Regions from separate parts of the Homo sapiens genome. Here region 1 is linked to region 2. The links are chromatin contacts, found by Hi-C or POLR2A ChIA-PET in ENCODE. All regions are on one chromosome and are shown on one strand. The core of a region is the stretch at or near the end of the contact, and the rest is flanking DNA. Distances in the headings are between cores, read along the strand shown.

Region 1 (3,028 bases), core at 26-2,525, 58 kb before region 2:
AGTCTCCATTTTCCTCTTAAAGAACGGTTTTGTTAAAATATCTGATGCCGTGAGGTTTCTTAGGAAAGCAACAGTTGTGTCAACAGCATGTGCTGTGCTGTTGTTGGGCTCTGTGAGTGAAGGGACACACATGAGCCTCTGTGCGCTGCCCTCAGGAGACAGTGACTCCCCACAGAAGCCAGCGGGCTTGTCCTCTTTAGGGCGCTCCCAGACCGGGTGTAAGTCCCAGCCCTGCATCACAGTTACTTATTCAGAAAGGTATTTTCTCTGGAACACAGGCTCCAATGCAGGCCCAGTATGGCTTTTGGTAAGCCCTGGATTTCTTGTCAAATTAATTATAACAATATGGGACAATACATTCTGAGTTCCATACAGCCAACTCAAAAACACACTTTGTCCTGCCAATTTCATCAATGCCAAAAACATGACTATCTCCTTATTCTGATTTTACGGCTTTTTTTCTTGCTCAAAATGAAACAGAACATGCTTCCCTTTTATTATTTTTTTGAACATCTAATAATAATGTTAGCATCCTTTACCTATTTTTAGACAATATCACCTGATCCTCACTGATGGCTTCCATGCCAGGGGTCAAGTTAGGGACTGTCACACACATAGGAAGACAAGAACAAAGGGGAATGGTATTTCCATGGTGAGTGATCAGGTTAATTCTGAAAATCATCAGTGAAGATGGCTGAACTGACTTCTGCTTTATCTATTAAACCAACATAGCAGCAGGCTCATCATCTCAACGTTTACAGATAATTCTCATTAAAAAATTATCATGTGTTTATAATCACTTGGTTGCAACTAACGGTCAAATTGAGGTTGAAAAATCTAAATGGCTAGATTTCACGACTAGTCAAATGTTACTGGAGTATTACAGGTGTTTTTTTTTTTTTTCCACTGGAACATTAAACAGCACCCAAGAACAGCTTTAGAAATAAACTCTAACATCTGGGATGCAGTGGTAGCTGACAACCTTTTTTTTTAAGTTATTTGACTTGGAAAGGGTTTTTGGAGCTGACAGCTTAAACACACTTCATGTGTCCCAGAAAATAAGACTGGGTGTTTACCACGTTTTGTTTCTAAGAAACTAAGTAAACATTCGTTAAAACATATTTAAGATACACGTGCTCCTGAGAACACATTTACTACCCCGATGACAGGAAACAATTCTAGGCAGTCCTGAAGGAGGGTGGCAAGGCTAACCCCGGGAACAAAGACTTGCAGGTGGCTGTACAGCCAGCTGGCCCTGGAGGCCAGAAGCCAGTGGCCAGTAGAACTCTCATCCAGCACACCGCGTCAGCAGCTTGGAACAAGCAACAGAAACCAAACACACAGTGGAAAATCCCAGAACCCTTCAGCCTCAGTGCAGCACAGCCTGACCCCCGACATGCTGGAAACGAGACGTCCTTTCTCCAGGAGGTGAAGCGGCTCATTCCTTCCTACAGAACCTCCAAGCCTTTAGCAAACTCTGATGTGAACCAAATAAACCAAACAGACAAGCGAAAGGCTTCTCTTGGAGAGATGTAAGAAATGAGGTGGGTCTGGTGTACTTTCCTGCTTCCCAGGCACAAAGCAAAAGTATGTTTGAGAATTTCCTATGACTTATGCTCAGAAACTCGACTTTCCTGAGTTAGGGAACTGTCGAGCCTAATCTCACCCACTGTTTCTCACTGGTCCTTACCTGGTAGTTATAATTACTCTTAGCACCTGGTATTTTCTCTTAAAGCTTTTCCTCATGAGCACTGGATGTTCAGGTTTCTTCAGTCTCCCTTATCTGTTTTGGACTCTTCTTTACATAGGGAACTCCCCCTCCCCCCACCACCGCAGGTACCTTTTCCATCTGGGAGGGCACTGACTTCCCCTGCCCTACGCTGGCAGGCTCCTGAGTGAAAGAGCTGCCTTGAGCTCCTTGACCATACTCTTCCAGCTACCTCAGCTATCATATTCTATCGGGAAAATGAATGAGGGAGGCTAATCTCCCAGTGACCAGTGTGTTCCGTCTCTGGGACAGAGCATGGGGGCAGCTGCTGCCTATGTGTGGCCCGAGCTGGGAAGATGGGAGAGCCTGGACATGGGGCTGGAGGGTCGCCCTTCTGGGAGGGAGGCAGGGCCGGCACAGCCTTTACCAGCCATCCCCATTACCAGGCTCCCGGCCAGGAGCTCGCTGGCTGTTGGCCTAGGCACATTCAGGGCTGCCTCAGCCTTGGAGCTAGCTTTCTGCCTAAAATTTTGAGTTGGTTAAGAATCAGTCAGAAACTCCAGATTCCATCACTGAAGGAAGGAGCCCCTGCTGAATTAAGCTCATGAAGACCCGGGAATGCCAGGGCCAACGCTCCCACATCATGCCTGGCTAAGGCCCTTCCCTGCAAATCCCTCTGTGTGGCGGCAGCAGGCTACGACACCACTGACCCTCGCAGGCAGCCGCTGGGCCTCAGTGGCAGGCAGGCCCCGGCCCTCCTTTTGCCACTTTCACACCTAGATGTGGGTTTCTTCCAGATCTGGGATAAAGGCGGCTCTCAGATGGCCCACCTTCCTCTCGGTACTTTCATTTTGCAGCTTGGAGTTGGTCTATGAACATTCTTAAGTCTCTGTCGATCGACCAACCAACCAACCAACCAACCAACCAACCAACCAACGATAAAAGCTCCCACTCAATCCATATACAGTTTAGTTTCATCTTGGGAAGCTTGTGGGGCCACCTTTCTGCCCTCCTCAGGTGTGCCACGATCTCAGCGTGGTGCTGGCTTTCAGCTTTTCTGGTCCTCAGGTCCTTCTGGCACACAAGCTAACCTGCACAGCTCGGGAGGGCCCATGGCCCAGGGTGCCTGTGATGCCATGGGTGACACAGAGAGAGTTGTCCTGGGGAACGGGTCTCAGAGCAATGACTCAGTTCTGCAACCTGAAAAGATCTCAGGAGGACGCCACACTCTCCCCACCTGCAGGGGGTGAAGTGTCTTGGGCAGGTCCACATTTCCTATCTAATGTCCACATAATACTGGACATCCTAGCTTTGTTTCCT
Region 2 (3,089 bases), core at 369-2,868:
CTAGATTTTATGACAGCATTAAATTTAATATTCAGATTTAATGAAATAAGTCAGAGTGACTGCTAGGTGATTCACTTTATTTATCTTGAAAGGATACTTTAAAATACACCTGAGCACCCTCTGTGGCCTCGACCTTAACATGATTTTCACCATCACAGGGTCATACCTCAGCCTACCTGCTACTCAAACTCTAAGGGCTCTGGATGTGGTACCTCTGATTACATCCTCATTGTAAGGAGGGGTCTCCAAGACAGAATCATTTTACCTTTTGAGTTTCAATAAAGAAGACTTTTTTTTTTTTTTTTTTTTTTTTTGAGACAGAGGCTCACTCGCTCTTGCCCAGTCGGGAGCTCAATGGCACGATCTCGGCTCCTGCAACCTCCACCTCCTGGGTTCAAGTGATTCTCCTGTCTCAGCCTCCTGAGTAGCTGGGATTACAGGTGCGCGCCACCAGTCCCGGCTAATTTTTGTATTTTTAGTAGAGATGGGGTTTCACCATGTTGGTCATGCTGGTCTCGAACTCCTGACCTCATGATCTGCCCACCTCAGCCTCCCAGAGTGCTGGGATTACAGGCGTGAGCCACCACGCCAGGCTAAAGAAGCCCTCTTTGATAAGAACCAAGAACCCCCAACTTCTAGAGTAGCAGCCAGGCGGGATTCATCTGTCAGAATGGTTCAGAATGACAGCCTAGCGCCCATCTGGTTAGGGAGATGCAGAGGCTCGGAGACAGAGGGCACCTCCCCAGGGCTACACAGCTCCTCAGTAAGGGTGAAATCTGGGGTTTGGGGGTCACACTGCCTGTGCTCATTTTTTTTTTGTCTTAGTAAGCATCAGCATTCTGCTTTGTTGATAACAAAGACCAAAGTAAACATGTGAATATTACTGAACTCCACACAAATCAAATGTAAATGTTACCTTGACATTTCCAGGTAGCATTTTTAGCAAACTTTCACAGACTTACTCGGTTTTCTATTGGTTCATTTATTCATCGAATATATATTGAGTACCTACTGCAATGCTACACAGTGACAACGCAGGGGTTCTGTCCTCAAAGAATTGACCCAACTCCCGAAAAATGCTAAGGCTACGTGATTTTACCACAGAAAGACAGCGAGGGAGAGAAAAGCTTCGCGATAATCCCAGAGACAGCTACAGGGCCATCCCGCCTCTTTAATGATGAACACCACTAAAATATGGCAAAAGTCTAAAATTTTATCACTGCAGCTGTACAGACTTAAAGGTCACCCAGGTCTGTAAGCTGAGAAACAAACAGCAACGTGGAAAGATAGAGATCTCTGCTACTGTCAAGGGTGGGACCAGAACCCTGGGCTCCTAACTTAGCCAGGTGTGGGAGGGGGAGGTCAATTCTCACTGTTTGAGACCAGGGCAATGTTCACATACTGAGATGAACTTTAATATGAAAGTAGCTTGTCCATAATTAAGGTATGTAAATCTATCTGGCTTGTTATCTGAAGCATTCATAGAGCCCAAAGTAAAAAATAAGGTAGTATTCCTTCAGGGCTAAAACACTGGACTGTTTGTGTCTCCCAATTACTGTACCTTTGTTGAGAATCCATCCCAGGTTTTGCACTTTGCCATATGAGATGCGGGCTGCGGAGTAGAAGAATCCATTCCATCCACCTTAGATGACACTGACTCTTCCAGGGAACCTCTTCCAGCCATAGCCAGTGTGTTTGTGATCTTTCAGCATTTCCACCTCAGAAGGAAGCACTTATTTTCCACACCAGTCATAATGATGCCATGTCAAGTGCAACTGTGGGTGCTGAAAAACCTGGTCACAGAGAATTGCCTTTCCCCACTGCCTTAGAGAGATGGGCTCTCCCGATGCAAAGAAGACACATGCTCCCGACATGTCACTCCAAAATCTAAATCCCCTTCTACAAAGCCAGACCAGCCTTTTTTGAAGAGGAAAAAAAAATCACAATACTATATATGTTCAGGTGGCATTATGCTTTATTTTCCTGTGGCTTTTTAAACACTAGACTGCCATTTCTTGAATTTTTTCATGCCATGGAGCATATCACCATTTTTTTTTTTTTAAAGCATGTAGTTGATTTCACTGCTACCTCAAAACCAAACAGCAGCCGGGTAATGCCTCCGTGCTGCAGGGACTAATGCTGCGCGAGAGAGGAAGACTGCAGAGGAGAGTTCAGGAAAGGTGCCAGCCCTAGCTAACCCCCATTCATCACCCTCAGCAGCTGGCTTCGCTCCCTTAGTTCCAAGTTTATGAGATGCTTTGGCCACCGTCTCACGACTCCTCTGTCCCGGGTCATTTCTAGCTACCTATAAATCAAACATTCTCCTGGAGAATAGTATTTCCAAGTGTTGCTAGAGCTGATAAGCCTTATTTAAAGGAAACTTCTGGTAGCCAGTCAGCAGAGCCATCTGCTACACAGGCTGGCTTTCCAAATAACAGAACCTGACAGCCAGTAATCACGTTTGCAGTATCTTAGCAGAACCGCGTCTGCTGATGGTAGAAACTGGCCAACCACTGGTACTGCCCAGGCCTGAGCATGCCCACCCCGGGAGCCCACCAAGAGCCCCTCCGTGGGTACATCAAAGGCTATTTTCTGGTAGCCAGTTGACTGACAGATACATGTAAGAAGAAGCAATTACCAAGACAGTAACGTCTTATTAATACTTTTATATTTTTAGCATAAGACTCAAATTCTCATCTGAGAATGTCATGGTAGAATGGTTTCTAAGCTAAGATTTGCCATGATGCTCAGCTTCTAGGAACTGAAAATTCTGCACGCATCCCTTTGCCTGGGACACTCCAGCTGAACTCACTGGGGACCCTATTTCTCTCGTTTTAAAAGCTGAAGGTTAAACGTGGAACTGTAAAAGAGATGAGGACTTGACCCTTATCTGCTAGTGGAGGAAGGACAAGTATGGTCTGTCTGTAGGGCAGGAACATTGATCTGGCAGGAAAAAAGACCCCAGAAGGTCCTCTGAGCACCTGCATCCTTCCTGTGTTTTTCCTTAAGGACCAACGATAGCAATTCCTGCCAACAGAACACTGGCGATGTCTATTGTGTATGAACACACCACCACACAGACAGGCTAG

Evidence for each region. A loop is a pair of places that touch in the nucleus more often than their neighbours do. ChIA-PET counts read pairs that join two places held with the same protein, here RNA polymerase II (POLR2A). Pooled maps may share reads with other maps.
Region 1: a loop to region 2 is called in a pooled map, with 1.8 times the contacts of the local background. The contact joins two enhancer-like sites. A Hi-C loop is called at or near these places in 9 of 168 maps with a recorded cell type or tissue (PC-9, dorsolateral prefrontal cortex, heart left ventricle and 4 more) and 4 of 50 pooled maps. POLR2A ChIA-PET finds 5 or more read pairs at or near these places in 5 of 52 experiments (Caco-2, HEK293, OCI-LY7 and 2 more).

What each region holds. Positions count from the first base shown.
Region 1 is chr2:235,723,383-235,726,410 of GRCh38, reverse strand. All of the region lies in intron 3 of AGAP1 (ArfGAP with GTPase domain, ankyrin repeat and PH domain 1), which reads right to left. Among named protein-coding and RNA genes, the nearest start is that of TNRC17, 210 kb to the right of the region's middle. RefSeq lists enhancers at 1,697-2,264, 2,265-2,832. Within about 2 kb of position 1,275, at least 12 of the 41 ENCODE cell types and tissues checked have a DNase peak (open chromatin) inside an H3K27ac peak, as active enhancers do; they include dorsolateral prefrontal cortex, where a contact is called at or near this core.
Region 2 is chr2:235,665,185-235,668,273 of GRCh38, reverse strand. The region is part of intron 1 of AGAP1 (ArfGAP with GTPase domain, ankyrin repeat and PH domain 1); the gene reads right to left. Among named protein-coding and RNA genes, the nearest start is that of TNRC17, 150 kb to the right of the region's middle. Within about 2 kb of position 1,618, at least 6 of the 41 ENCODE cell types and tissues checked have a DNase peak (open chromatin) inside an H3K27ac peak, as active enhancers do; they include dorsolateral prefrontal cortex, where a contact is called at or near this core.